Linked DNA regions of Homo sapiens: region 1 is linked to region 2. A link is an interaction called in ENCODE POLR2A ChIA-PET data of the cell type or tissue named here. Cell type or tissue: MCF 10A. All regions are shown on one strand.

Region 1 (8,000 bases), 220 kb before region 2:
AACCATTGTGGAAGAGAATGTGGTGATTCCTCAAGGATCTAGAACTAGAAATACCATTTGACCCAGCCATCCCATTACTGAGCCTATACCCAAAGGATTATAAATCATGCTGCTTTAAAGACACATGCACACATATGTTTATTGCGGCACTATTCACAATAGCAAAGATTTGGAACCAACCCAAATGTCCATCAATGATAGACTGGATTAAGAAAATGTGGCACATATACACCATGGAATACTATGCAGCCATAAAAAGGATGAGTTCCTGTCCTAGAAACCATCATTCTGAGCAAACTATCACAAGGACAGAAAACCAATCACTGCATGTTCTCACTCATAGGTGGGAATTGAACAATGAGAACACTTGGACACAGTGTGGGGAATATCGGACACAGTGTGGGGACTATCACACACTGGGGCCTGTCATGGCATAGGGGGAGGGGGGATAGCATTAGGAGATATACCTAATGTAAATGACGAGATAACAGGTGCAGCACACCAACATGGCACATGTATACATATGTAACAAACGTGCATATTGTGCACATGTACCCTAGAACTTAAAGTATAATAATTAAATAAATAAATAAATAAATAAATAAATAAATAAATAAAACTAATGGCTATACCTGGAGCCTTCACTAGCATCACTAACATTCTCTTAGTGATACAGGATGATAAGTGTTTCTTTTTCAAGATTACTTCATTACTGAGTATGGATATAGTCTATTTTTTGTAAGAATTTAGGCTACACACACACACACACACACACACAAAAGAAAGAATCAAATAAATACCACTTATGCTTTATAGTGATAATCATTGTTAGAAAACATAAGCTAAAAATAGAGAAGATCTTCATTGGCTCGGAATATTGTTTTTCTCCTTCAATGCATAGTCAATTATTGCTAATCTTTTGTTGTTTGGCTTAAATACCTGTCCCTTTCTGTCTTCACTAACCTTGGCTCTTCTTGCTAATATTAGTGTGTTCCAAGAGAGCTTACACACTCTATGGAGAAAAATGGAAGAAATGTGGAGAGCTACCCCAGCCAAGCCACTCTATGTTTGAAATGTCTAATAACCAACAGGTAGAGAGTAGAAACATGTGGTTGGACACACTGGTTTATAGCTCAGTGGTGAGATATAGCCAGTGATCTGGATAAAGTTACCAAATGTGAGGATGTAGATAGAGGAGAGGACTGTGGGGCTGCACATTTAGATTTGAATAGAGGCTAAGCCTGCCTAGAGAATTTATAAAGAGGTGGCTAGTGGTGTCATGAAATCTACTAATCCTGCAGGGTCTGCAGTAAAGTCAACAGAGATGGTAACAAATAAAGACTTATTCACCTGGAATTCCCTTTTCCTCCTTCTTTGAATGGCTAACTCTAACTCAAACCTTTGACTAAGATAAATACCACTTCCTTCAGCAAGTCTTATTTTACCAGTCCTTGACTATGCACCTTTCTCCCCTAAATACTCTGTCTTCTCTAAAATAGCTCTTGTTATTTTTCTGTTGCTTAGTAAGAAAGTCTTTCTGGTTTACTGTTGGTTTCACAGAACCCAGACCTGCAAATATCATGTAGTAGGTCCTAAGAATGTTTGCTGAATGACTGCATGAATGAACAAGACCTCTTATATTTCTTTTGCTCTCAAGAGAGTATATAAAACAGTCCTCTCATCTTACACAGTTTTTGTTGTTGTTTCAAGTAATTATTCCAGATATTCTCTTTGCCTAGTGTTATTTGCATTTCCCATTTTCCCACACTTTCTTTCGTTTCATCTCTTTCAGGCAGCATGCTTAGACTAGTTCTGTGGTTGTCTCAAAGAAAGCCTTGATTTCCAGCTGATAGCACATTTAGGCTTTGCCATTTTACTGTTTTCATGTTACTTTTCACCACATAGGCTGAAAGTGGTAGAGTAGAAATAACCCAAGAATAGGAACTAAGACTCACAAGCTTTAGCTTCAGCTCTGCCAATAATCAACTGTATGATGTAGGTGAGTTAGAACTTTGGGTTTGCAATGTTCCTCATCTGTGGAAATCTGTAAAAATGTCTTCACATTTTATTAAAAAGTCTATTGTTTTAAATTTTTCTCATCCATGTCTCAGCACCTGTTGACTCTTCTCTGCTATATCCTGCCTACAAAGAACTTTTTTTTTATTTTTAACTTCATTTTCATTGTTGACACTACTACAGATAGATAGAACATTTTTAAAGTGTTTCAGTTAACATAGTAAGAAGTAGAATTTAGTTTGACTTTATAAACTTGTAAAACTGGAATTATCTTTGGTAAATCCAAATCCTTATGTAATGTACACATTTATAAAAGAATACGTTTAACATTCATCAGGTATTTCTTGATCTATTTCTGTGATGGAATGCTCATTATTTTATATTTTTCTTTTGTTTGTATTTAAGAAAAATTTCCAAAAGTTTAATTTTTATAAATTTTATTAAATGTGTGTTAAAAATTCAAACACATTTATAATTAATGTATTTTATTAGCTTTTCTGTCCTTAAGCATTATAACAACCACCACTGTCTCTAATGGAATAGTTGACAGCTAATTTGATTTTCTAACTATTTATATGTTTATTTTCATTAAATACTTTAACTCCTTCTTCCAAATAATATTTTATATTAAGTAGGGTAAAAACTTTGAAATAATGATGCCACATTAATAAAATACTTATTTGAATGAAATATTTAAAAAATTAGAAAGGATTTGAGTACATTTGATACATTCAACATAATATGGGAGCTTGATAAAATATGAAATGCCAAAAATAAATTCGCTGTACCATTAAAGTTTTTCCAACTAGTTTTTCCTTTTAGCATAAACTTCTTCTTTCTAATAAAGAAATTTTATTCATATTCATTGGCCAATATCCCATGACAATGATCCATGTGCTAAATATAAGCTTTAATGGTTTGCGATGATGAAATTGTTTCCAGGTTCTACAACCTAAGAAAGGAGGTTTTATGAGAATTATCTAGGGTAATCAATAATTAAGGATTTTAGACTTTGGAAGAGATCTTAGTGTTTACCTTTTTCTTTTTATAGTTCAAGTAGGCAGTGAGATAAGGAGATTGTCTAAAACAACATAGCCATTAGGGTCAGTGACAGAACTGGAAGCCAGCTCTCTGAAATCCTGTTTCTCTTCTGTATTATCTATATGAGATAAGGGGCTTTATGGCAGGAGTCAACAAACTATAGTTTATAGACCAGATGCGGCCTGTATCTGTTTTTGCAAGTACAGTCATATGTTGCTTAATGATGGGAATACAATCGAGAAATGCATCATTAGGCGGTTTTGTCATTGTGTGAACATCATTAAGTGTACTTACGCAAACCTATAGAGGGTACAGCCTGCTACACACCTGGGTTATGTGGTACAGCCTATTGCTCCTAGGCTACAAACCTGTTCAGCATGTTACTCTTCTGAATACTGCAGACAATTGCAACAAAAAGTTAAGTATGTGTGTATCTAAACATGGAAAAGGTAGAGTAAAAATATGGTATAAAAGATATTAAAAAATGGTACATCTGTATAGAGTACTTACCATGAATGGAGCCTGTAGGAGAGGAAGTTGCTCTCGGTGAGTCAGTGAGTGAGTGGCGAGTGAATGTGAAGGCCTACGGCATGACTGTACTCTATTGTACACTTTATAAACACTGTGTACTTAGGCTACTCTATGTTTATAAAAAGAAATTTCTTCAATAATAAGCTAACCTCAGCTTACAGTAGCTTTTTTACTTTGTAAACTTTTTAGTTTTTTGAAACTTTTTGACTCTTTTGTACTAATACAGGTTAAAACACAAACACATGCAACTGCACAAAATATTTTCTTTATATTCATATTCTCTAAGCTTTTTTCTATTTTAAAAATATTTTATTGGCTGGGCACAGTGCTTCACACCTGTAATCCCAGCATTTTGGGAGGCTCAAGCAGGAGGATCACCTGAGGCCAGGAGTTCAAGACCAGCCTGGTCAACATGGTGAAACCTTATCTCAACTTAAAATACAAAAATTAGCCAGGTGTGGTGGCACACGCCTGTAATCCCAGCTACCTGGGAGGGTGAGGCAGGAGAATCACTGGAACCTGGGAAGTGAAGGCTGCAGTGAGCCCAGTTCGTGCTACTGCACCCCAGCCTGGGCGACAGAGTGAGACTCTGTCTCAAAAAATATATATATATATATATTTATTTTTTGAACTTTTTAACCTTTTTGTTAAATATGAGACACAAACACACACATTAGCCTAGGGCTACACATGTTCAGGATCATCAGTATCATAGTTTTTCATGTCCACATCTTATCCCACCAGAAGGTCTTCCACGCATAACGCACATAGAGCTACCATCTCCTATGATACCTTTTGAAGGATCGACTTGCAGCAGTTTTACAGTTAACTTTTTTTTTCCCTGTAACTAGAAGAAGTAAACTCTATAATAACAATAAAAATATAGTATAATAAATTCATAAACCATTTACATAGCCATTTGTTATCATCAAGTATTATGTACTGTACATAATTGTGTGTCCTATACTTTTTACAACTGGCAGCACAATGGGTTTGTTTATGTTGATGAAAAGAGTCAAACTCTGTAAAATATTTAAAGAGATTTACTCTGAGTCAAGGATGAGTGACCAATGGCCCGTGACACAGCCCTCAGGAGAGCCTGAGAACATGTGCCCAAGGTGGTCAGGGCACAGCTTGACTTTATACATTTTAGAGAGACATGAGACCTCAATCAATATGTGTAAGATGTACATTGGTTTGGTCTGGAAAGGCGGGACAACTAGAAATTGGGGCTTCCAGGACATAGGTAAATAAGAGACAAAAGTTTGCATTCTTTTAGGTCTTTTTGGGTCTTTAATCAGCCTTTCACTGAATATAAAATTTACATGTAAGAGGAGAGTAGAGGAATAGTCACTTGTGTCTTAGTCTGACTCAGTGAATCTGCATTTTTACATAAACAATAGGGCAGAGGAAGCAATCCAATAATGCAGGTGAGCAGAGATGACTCTGAGTTCTGTCTGTCCTTTGTCCTGCCCCTGAGAAGATAAGCTATCAGTTTACATTGCCAGGGTGAAATTCAACAGAACTGTTTTAGGGTGAAGACCTTGAGGCTCACAAGGAATTTCATGGTGGGCAAATTGTGAGGGAGGTATGTAGCTTAAAAAAAAAAAATCTTTGTAGTTATTTTAAAATAAAATGAGAGACAGGTTTGCCTGACACCCTTTGGCTTAGTAATTTGGGGGCTCCCAGGTTTATTTTCCTTTCACATTTACACCAATATTAAAACAAACATATGAGTAAAGAATTGTGCTACAATGTTAAGATGGCTGCGACTCATTAGGCAACAGGAATTTTTCAGATCTATTATGATCTTATGCAAACACTGTCGTATATGTGGTCTGTTGTTGAGTAAAACTTTGTAATGCGGTGCATGACTGTAGTTCAATTGCAACACAGCCATGCTCTTTCTTTTCCATATTCTCTATGGCTACTTTTGGACTATGACAGAGTTGAGTATTTACAAAAGAGACCATATGGCCCACAAATCTTAAAATATGTACTCTCTTCTCCTTTACAAAAAAAAGCTTGCTAAACTTGGCTTAATAGTTTTTAAAGGCTTTACATTTATTATTTTGTCTTTATCTTCACAACAAACTTATAAAATATATTTGAAATCTGCCTTTTGCTATGTATCCTCTTGTAGTTTAATAGTTCATTAGAGGAATTCTGCAGGAGAAGGTTCAATATGATGAAACTTTTCAGGCCACTCTTCATAAGATTGACTCTGTCCTGTTGTTCAAGGCTACTGATGCTGATCAAGGAATCAAGTGAATCTCCTCCACAGACTGTGAACAAGTAACTTTGACCTAAATTCTTTTTTACCTTTTTATTCTCAGCAAACTATCACAAGAACAAAAAACCAAACACTGCATGTTCTCACTCATAGGTGGGAATTGAACAATGGGAACACTTGGACATAGGAAGGGGAACATCACATATTGGGGCATGTTGTGGGGTGGGGGGAGGGGGGAGGGAAAGCATTAGGGGATATACCTAATGTAAATGATGAGTTAATGGTGCAGCACACCAACATGGCACATGCATACATATGTAACAAACCTGCATGTTGTGCACATGTACCCTAGAACGTAAAGTATAATTAAAAAAAAAAAAAAAGAATAGATTCACAGGGAGTTTCAAAGGTAGGGCAGAGGGGATCCACGTACCCCTTACCAGTTTTCCCCAATGGTTATACCTTACATAATTATAGCACAAAATCAAAATTAGGAATTTGACATTGGCACAATATGTACACTATGGCTTTATGTCATTTATCACATGTATACATTCATATTACTGTTTCAGGACATTTCCTTAGTTCAGCTAAAGACTGAGTCCTTGTCTGTCCCATGGCCATGAAAATTTAGGCTAGCAAATGGTTTGAAGTGTGATTAAGGCAGGGTTTTATTGGGTGAAAAGGGAAAAGAAGGAGAGAAACAGGGATCTTCCGCAAGGCCAGAGCCCCTGTTTGAATCCCAGGTTCCATGCAGGAAGAGGAGGGGCCACGCTCCTCCCAGCTGCAAAATGCGTGAACTTCCTGAGTCCCCACCCCGGTGCAGTTAGAATTTTTCCAGGGACCCCCTCCCACCTGGCTGTCTCATTCCCCGCTCTAAAAAAGTATATCTAACTGCCATGAGAATAAGGATAAAGATGAAGACTAAACTTAACTGCTTCCTGCTGACAGGGAAACGGCAGTCAGAGCTTTTGGGGAAATGGCAGTCAGAGCTTCCTCAGAGGCCTATTTAAGGGTTCCCAGCAGAAGGGGCCATCGTCAGAGGCTCTGGTTGCATGACCATTTGGAGTTTGATGGTCTAAGAACAGACAAACCGGGTTATTAGAAAACATGTATCAAAACAAAACAATAGGAAGGGTAAGCTCAAAAAGGCATTTTTTTAAGGGAGTCCCCGGGGTTCAGGATGTATTCAAAAGGGGTACATACTGAAGATTAATAGCTACCCATCTAGAAAGAGGGGAGCAGGCATCCCTGGCTCCCTTTTCTTCCTAGCAGATACCTGGGGTACATGAGGGAGAAAAGGAAGAGTGTCCTCTTTTCCTCTTCCATCCTTGCATCTCCAAGTCCCTGTGACCTAGGCAGGTCCCGCCATGAGTGCCAAAGCAGCTTGCACACATGAAGCAGGGAAGGCCTAGAGAATAGGAATTATCTGCTCTCACCTATGCCTCTATCACTGCTACTGTCAGTAGCCTTGGAGTGCCCTAGACCTCATTTACACCATGGATATTAATGTGGCCTTTATCCATGAAACAGGAAGTTTGGGGTTGGCTTAATCAACAGGAATCAGCCATGCTCCCCTGTGCTGTGCCTTTTAACCTCTGTTGTTGTCTGCCTCTGGATCCTTTATATCCAATTTTCTTTCTAGGGCTTTAACCCAAAGCCTGTAATTGAGTCTGGGACAAAAATGTGTCTCGGGGAAAGTTGCGTGGACTCCTTATCATAAGCCAAATGCTATGATGAAACTGTGGAACTAAGTCCTCCTCCGAGGGTGAGAAAGGATGTCTTATGACACCCCCAGATAACTGGTAGCTATAGTTATGCTTGCTAGGATTTGGGTGCATGGTGTCTGGCTTTGGTTAGCTCCCTTGGTCTTACTTCCCCAAAAGGAAACCTCTGAGTGATGGGATCCTATTTATTCCCTATGTATTCCATCACCTGGCAAGATTTGCAGGATAATTGCACAGAACTAGAATATTGATCAGGATTTCTACATTACCCATCCCCTTTTGTTCTTTCTGAGCTGCAGCCAGAGATTGCTGGTTGGTTCACAGGAACAAGCAGGATTAGTCTAAAATGTAGGAGAAAACTTAAAAACAATTAGTTAGTTTAGAATTTAATGACAAATGTATGAGAAAGTTTGGAATATAATTTTACTCTCTCCAGTCCTCATGTTTGTTTA
Region 2 (8,000 bases):
GTTACGCCTATGCAGGAGTAATCACTGTTCACTCAATTGTATTTTGAAGATGGTAATAAGCAAAATTCATTGCCAGGATAAGAATAAAATATCAATTGCTTTCTTTGTTCATTCTCTAACAGCGTCATCTGGTAGACAGAATTACAGGCCTAATACAACACTCAGAAACTGAAGAAGATGAAATTCATGCATCCTTGAATTGATCTTGATCATTTCTGCACAATTCATCAATCAAGGAAAGGACAAAAAGATGGCTGGCTTTGTGGGCCTGCAATTTGCTAGTTGTTTAGGATGCCTGATTTTCACATTCAAATTGCTGCTATATTTTCAATCTTAAAAAAAAAAGGCTTTTTTTAAATAAATAATGCCTCTGGCCTGCATTGTATGGTAGAGGGTTTTTTTTTTTTTTTTTTTTTTTTTTTTTTTTTGCACTGTTTAGGATAACAAAATTATACTGAGGCTTATAAGTGTATTCAAGGAAGTAAATAGTTTTTGTTCCTTGAATGTTAGTCATGCACGGAGTTACTCTTTACATCCCCTTTAGAGGTAAATCAAAAATTCTAAACAGTAGTTTTGGCCATCTAGTAGATTATTTCTTTAAGATTCAAATATTTTAAGTCATAGGCGTGACGATTAACATATAGGACACTGTCAGTCTTTGAGTTGTGTGTCAGAAAATTCATCAAAATTAAGGACACCTCCCTTACCACGCACCTGCTTTGATTCCTATAATGACTAAGTGAAAAGTTTTCCTAACTCTATATTTCCTAGTCAAGACATTGCAATGAAGCATTGAAATGCTCACGCTTCTTCCAAGACTCAATAATTGCTTGATTTTTATTTTTCTAAGGTCTGTCCAGTCCTGGATTCTTGACTACAATGTTTCACTTAGCATTAGGAACAAACTGAGGGATTTGCCCATTCCTCAAAGCCAAACTTCATTAAGCAAGACTGGCTAACTCTTTCTAACAGGGAAGGTGCTCTGTCTCCTTTGATTAACCCCAAATTGGGCAGAATTTGTGTTTCAAACCCAGAAACTTCTGAAAATAAGAGGGATGGGGGAAGAAGCTACTAACAATTACACCAGAACAACAGGCAGGAACCAGGCTCTCTTGGGGCAAACTGGAACATTTAAACACCTCCATCTGAATCAACAACCAGTCATCAACTCTTGTATCATTTGTGACACCAAAGGATAAGTTCTCCTCACTATTCTCTAACTAAATGGAGGATACAACGAGTGTTAAAATACATGATATTCCTATATAAATGTAAGGGCAAATTTATTGTGATTGCTTCTTATAATTTCCTTCATTTCAAGCACAGTGAAGAAAAAATAGGCTATCGATCACAAAGGCAATCTTCTATTAATTTTGTGTAATTGGGCTTTGGGTAAAAACTCAGGCATTAGATAATTAGAAAAATGTTCAAAGTACAGGTATTCTGTGTTGTCAATTCTGGACTGTTTCTTTCTCTTTAAAAATCAGTTGGCGATAAAAAGAAAGAGGTTGATGTCTTCTAAAAATTAAGGTGCTCAACCAAAGCTTCTGTTTGTGTGTAGGCCAGTCCACCTTCATAGGTTGGTAGGAGTTATTCACACAGAATTATTATTTAGTTCAGTAAAGAGTTTTAAGTTAGCACCAACAGAAAATAAATGACTATTCAAGGCTCACAGTTCCAAAGCCAGAGTATGTTCACAATGATGATTACAGCCCATGCAATTTTAAAATAAGAATCACCAATCTCCCTTAGATTCATTATAGAAAAAGCTTATTGATGAACACACAAGACTATGTAATTTAGAGAGATATGGCTTTCCAGTAAATACTCTGAAATAATTGCATTGTAAAATATACTAAATGGCCCAGGCCTAGAGAGTTGGTAGCATAACTCAATGACATCTGCAAGGATATCTGACAGAAATAGTGATTTCAGATTTGAGTAATTGACCTCAGGCAATTCTTTCTGTTGGCCTTCTTTAGGGAATAGGGTAGAATTATTTGTTTAATTTCTGACAATAAAAATATATTATTAATATAAAGGAAACCAAATGTTTCTCTTCATATTATGGGATTATCAATTTTCATTATCCCCAAGTGGCTTCAAATTATTAAGAAATAGTTAAAATGAAGAGAGGCCTGAAAAATACCTATCTCCCTTTTCTCAAAATTATTAGCTGATCTGTCGGGGGATAGTTTCTGATTGTTTTTCTTAAGACCACATTAAGATTCACCCAAAACAAATGACCTCATCTAGATCAGCTGTCAGCTCTGCATTTACTTGCATTATCTCCAGAACACAAGCTGTTACTTGGTGTATTCACTCAAACAATGAATTATTTCAGGAAGGAAAGAAAATCAGTCAATCTGGTTAAGGAAAATGAATAATTGTTTGAAATGACCAGGAAACAGAGTGGTAACAAATAATCCAGAAGTTCCACGTGCAAAGGTCTTCTGTATTTAATAGCTCCATGAATAAAAGTGCCTCATTGCTATAAATACCAGGAAACAATGATTTAATATAGCTGCAATTCTGTTTGTAAATAGCCAGAAACTTGTTTTTGTAACATAAATATTTCACTTGAGTTTGAGAGGCCATACTTTTTTTTTACTTTTAAGGAATGTTTACCATTATACATTCTCATACCTCCACATCATATAAAACTGTGATGTTAGTGTGTGTATGTGGTTAGGAGAATGAGAGTAACATAGAACTTGGTGGAACCATCCCTAGAGGGTAGCATTCAGAAACTAGGCAAAATATGGGCCATAGTAAAAAAAAAAAAAAAACTGTCGGTTGTTACTCAATAAGAGGTGTAAAATCAATTTATAGAGTAAATATAACCATTTAAAAAAATTGAATACAGTAGAAAATATCCATTTCACATGTAGTAAGAACAGTAAAGGTAAGTGATTTTTTTTTCAGCTTATGTAAATGAATAGGTTATGGACACTGGTTATAACATCAAATATTATTCTTTCTGTGGGACACATTAATAAATGTTTGAGCTCCCTGATTTAGAGAAGCATATGTTCATATGATATGATAGATATAGAGATGAAGAGTGTGATAAAGTCTTTCCCCCTAAATCTTTTGTTATATGTGTGGTTCAGATAACCGTTAAAGTGACTTTTGCCAATAAAATCTCAAGTGCAAATAAAGAGTAAAATTCTAATAAGATATGATGTAATAGAAAGTGGGGGGTGTCACATTAGAGAAATAAGAAGTCTGGATGTGTGACACTATAGATGGATGAATGCTGATAGTAAATTGATTATGAATTGGTTCATTCTTCTCATTTATCAAAGATGTGATGCAGCTACTTACTGGAACTTACATGCTATATTAGTTTTCTAGGGCTGGAACTTACATGCTATATTAGTTTCCTAAGATTCCCAGTTTGTACCATAAACTGGGAGGCTTGAAGCAATGTAAAATAATTGCCCCACAGTTCTGGAGGCAAGAAGTCCAAAATCAAGTTGTGGGCAGGGAGGAGCTCCCTGTGAAACCTGCAGTGGAGAATCTCTTCTCTTGCAGCATCTGGGGTTTAGTGGCAATCCTTTGAGTTTCTTGGCTTGTAAATGCATTATTACAATCTCTGCCTTCATCTTCACCAGCCACTTTCCCTCTGCATGACTCTGTCTTCACATGGCATTCTCCTCTCTTATGAGCACATGAGTCATATTAGAGTCTATGCTACTCATATATGACCTCATCTTAGCTAATTATATCAGCAATGACCCTATTTCCAAATAGGTAAAATTCTGTGGTACTGAGGGACAGGGCTTCAACATATCTTTTAAGAGGACACAATTCAACCCATAATACATGTCAATACTAAAGATGTTGGGTCACTAGCAATTATCTGTTCCTCTTCCCTTCCTTTTTTCCTAGGAAACCCCAAATACTAGAACACAAGATAGCTGCTCTGATTTGCTCTCCCCCAAAATAAACTATTTTTAAATTAAATGGTCTGTTACTCTTAGATATAAATGGTTGTTGCTGATATTGACTATCAGGTTACCATTCATCCAGATGATCATTCTAACCACACTTCATCTGCTTACAAATGTTAACCTGGGAAGAGAAGCTGGGACTTACTCTGTGGCAGTATTCCTCAAGTATGGTCTGTGGGCCAGTGGTGGGACTGGTTCCCCTGGCCGCAAATTCTACTGATAGAAAATTAATTCCCCTGGTAGAATGTTAGATGATTTGTTTCTTCACAAGCTCCATGTTCTCTCTCCACTAGGTAATAGGAATGCGTGGAGACGTTATTCCACAGGAGCTCTTCTTTTACCTAAATGTGTTGCGGTGTTGTCGGTTCGATGTAAGAGGTAAAAGTTTCTTGGTTAGGCTTGAGTCTAAGCCATGTTTTCTAATCCAGTTTAACCAGATATTTACATTGGGATTTCAGGCATTTCCCCATATTAATAAGGCCCAGTTATCCAATGTTGATGTACATATCTTTTTTAGTAAGGGCAATAGAAGGGATTTTTATGTTAAACAGACAAAACATACTAGTATGTAGAATGCCCTGTAGCTCTTCTGTTCAGGACAGAAAATGTATTGGAGTCCGTTTTGCCATGGTCTTGCCTGACCAGGCTCATAGCCATTTGTGGGGACACAGCACCAGTTGATAGCACCTTCCAGAGAAGAAAATAGATGAGCAAATGCTGTTTCAGCACTAGGCTGAGTCAACTAGGCATATTCAACATGCACTATCTGCTATGAGCCTGTCTTCTTGCTTGGTCTATAACTATAAACTCTGTCTCTTACTTGGAAACCCTGCTGACCAGGCCTCTACCACTTCTTACTACAGCTTCTGCCCTTGTTCCCCAAGCACAGGCTGCATCTTCATCAATAGCTCATAGGTCTTCCCAGGACATGCCCTAGTGGCTTACAGGAAAGCATTATGTCATTTAGTAAGAAACTTTTAAAAATCAATTGATGTCTTTTAGTTAATTATATGACATGGGTGAATGGAGGAATAGTGGATACCACTATGAACCACCTCAGAATAAGCGCACAGAAAGATAAATACACACACACATATGTACATAAATATATATATATATATACACACACACACACACACACACACACACACGTATTGTATTAGGGTTCTCTAGAGGGACAGAACTAATGGAATATATATATATATATATATATATATATATTTATTAAGTATTAACTCACATGATCAAAAGGTCTCACAATAAACTGTCTCCAGGCTGTGGAGCAAGGAGAGGCAGTCTGAGTTCCAGAACTGAAGAACTTGGAGTCCAATGTTCGAGGGCAGGAAGCATCCATCACAGGAGAAAGATGTAGGCTGGGAAGCTAGGCCAGTCTCTCTTTTCACATTTTTTTGCCTGCTCATATTCTAGCTGTGCTGGCAGCTAATTAGATTGTGCCCACCCAGATTAAGGGTGGGTCTGCCTTTCTCAGCCCACTAACTCAAATGTTAATATCTTTTGGCAACACCCTCACAAACACACATAGGATCAATAGTTTGTATCCTTCAATCAATCAAGTTAACACTCAGTATTAACCATTTTATATATATATATATATAATTAGCATTCACCTCTTGGGCTCAAGTGATCTTCCCGCCTCAGCCTCCCAAGTAGCTGAGGACTACAGGTGCATGCCACTGCATGCAGCTAATTTTTTTTTTCTTTTTTTGTAGAGATAAGGTCTTTTTTTGTTCCAGATGCTGGTCTTAAACTCCTGGCTTCAAGCAATTCTCCCACTTGGCCTCCCAAAGTGCTAAAATTACAGGCATTAACCACCACGCCCAGCCCAGATTTTAATTTTTTTTTTGTTTGTCCTTTATTTGGGCATTAGCCAGTAGAAATCATTACAAATGAAAATATATAAAAAGTGATGACTGTGCCATGGTGACGCCTGAGACCTGCAGTGAGTTTATTTGTTAAAGCTCTTGTTGCATTATTGTTCACCCACCCAGTCAGAACAAAGCGTGGGGCTCTAATTAATAAGGTAACTTGTCACCATCAATGTTCATCTGTGGTGCTGAGATAAAGTGGCATTTAACCCTGCCTGTGTTCACTAGTGGCATTGCCAAGACTCTCCAGGATGTGGCCCAGAAATTTTTAACTGACAAAGTATTTTGAAATTTTATTTTGAAAGAAATAAAACTGACAGTATGCCAAAATAAATATAGCTGCTGTATAAATTGCAGGCATTCTGTGAAATGTATTCTAGGAAAAAGGGAAAACAAATAATGTTGTGTGTTAGAAATATTAAGTCAAGAATCAAATAAAAGGCAAGGGGAAAGTTTCAGAAAATGAAATGACCTCTCTCTATCTCTTCTCCACCCCATAAATATATGTAATGTCCTGCTATGAGTGTGTGTGTGTGTGTAACACAAAACTGGCTTTTTGCCCCCAATATCACAATACTCTCAGCCCTGCCTCATCCCCCAACTATTTCTGGTTTTATGTTACACAGGTAGTACCAAACAATTCTATTCCTACTGACATCATTGCTCATTATCCAGAATCATTTTAACCCTAAAAAGGAAAAGATATCCTTTATTGAATGCTGCTAAAGAATAATTTTTTAAAAATATAAATTATGACTCATGTAAATATAAAAAGAACATGTCAGAAATTGACACGTTAATGAGAAAACAAATAATCTCTAATATTTATATAGAGATTTATACTCTCTACTGAAAAGGAATCATTTGCATAGCAAAGAAGAGAAAATATCCCTATTACCATCAATTTTCTACAAGTTAATGTCTTTCTCTACAGAGTTGGATCATAGTCTAGCAAAGGCAAAAGTGCACATCTCTATAGGACAGATAAGTCCCAAGACTCTACTTCAGAGCATTCCAGTGAAAGAATGCCCAGTAGTCTCTTTTGCCTATTCCAAAGTCTTAAATATTTCCTACATATAATAATACACATAGATAGATTAGATACACAGATAGATGATAGATAGATAGATAGATAGATAGATAGATAGATAGATAGATTTTTTTGGGGGGGGGTGTTAGAGACTCTCTAACTTTAAAAAAGAGACGGTTGATGGAATTCCATCTTCAACTATTTATTAGAACAAACAGTTCTAATATTGGTGAAGTCAGGTCTCAAATAGCTGTGCAAACTCCAAGGACTCTATATACATCTCGTTCATGAATAAGGCTCAGAGCTCCCTTAAAGCGCCCTTCTCTGCCAACTTGAAAGGCAGTCAAAATCAGAGCTGCTTCTCATGGATTACTTTCCAATATTTTTACATCAGAAAAAGGGGTGACTTTTTAATTGCCTTGCTGACACCTAAGTCTCACTGGAGGAATTTAGGTATATATTTTTTAACAGGTTGCTCTGTTTTGCTTATAAATAGGTTGAATAATGAAAAATCCTAAATATTTTTGTAGGTTAGGCCTCAATGTTCACTACAAGATACATCCAATTCACCTGCTGTAACAATACATTTTAAACCAAAGCATGATATATGCTTTTTCTTCTTCTTTTTCCAAGGAAAAACCAAAGGCATTTTCATATCCCTTAGAAAGTTTGCCATTTTCTCATTCCTCTCACACATCTTAAATACTTGAGATAAGTGTGCCTTCAGTGAGCTGAGACAGTAGACAGTTTTGTTTTGGTTCAGTTGTATCCAAAATTATAGAATGTAACACTAGTTGTATATTTGGGAAGATAATAATTAGTCTAGGCAAAAGAAAGGATGAAGTTTAGAAACCCTAGTTGGTCCTGGAAATGAAACATATGGTAATGATCAGAAATTCATCTTAACCTTGAGCAACACTGAAAAGCACAAAGATATGGATCAACCACAGAAAGATCTAGTTCTGCCTGGCACTAGTTCATTTCTGATTATGCCTACATTCCAGATGGATGACAGTGACCACTAGACCTCTGTATCACTTTTAATAAACATCCACTCCATATTATCTTCAGGAGAAAAAATTGTTTGGATTCTCTCTTTTGCATGGGCTGCCTCCTAAATTCAAGTCA

The links. Peaks named below come from ENCODE experiments on the same cell type or tissue, not always from the same donor. Only the 100,000 strongest peaks of a DNase experiment are listed, where the experiment ranks them.
Region 1: POLR2A ChIA-PET joins it to region 2 with 12 read pairs; 2 of 35 experiments call an interaction of 5 or more read pairs at or near these places.

What each region holds. Positions count from the first base shown.
Region 1 is chr10:90,414,686-90,422,685 of GRCh38, reverse strand. The region is part of intron 3 of LINC02653 (long intergenic non-protein coding RNA 2653); the gene reads left to right. Among named protein-coding and RNA genes, the nearest start is that of LINC02653, 120 kb to the left of the region's middle. In MCF 10A, no CTCF peak of the experiment used is centred here; DNase peaks (open chromatin) are centred at 3,315, 3,605 and 5,445.
Region 2 is chr10:90,193,623-90,201,622 of GRCh38, reverse strand. No RefSeq gene overlaps it. Among named protein-coding and RNA genes, the nearest start is that of LINC01375, 240 kb to the right of the region's middle. In MCF 10A, no CTCF peak of the experiment used is centred here; a DNase peak (open chromatin) is centred at 3,632.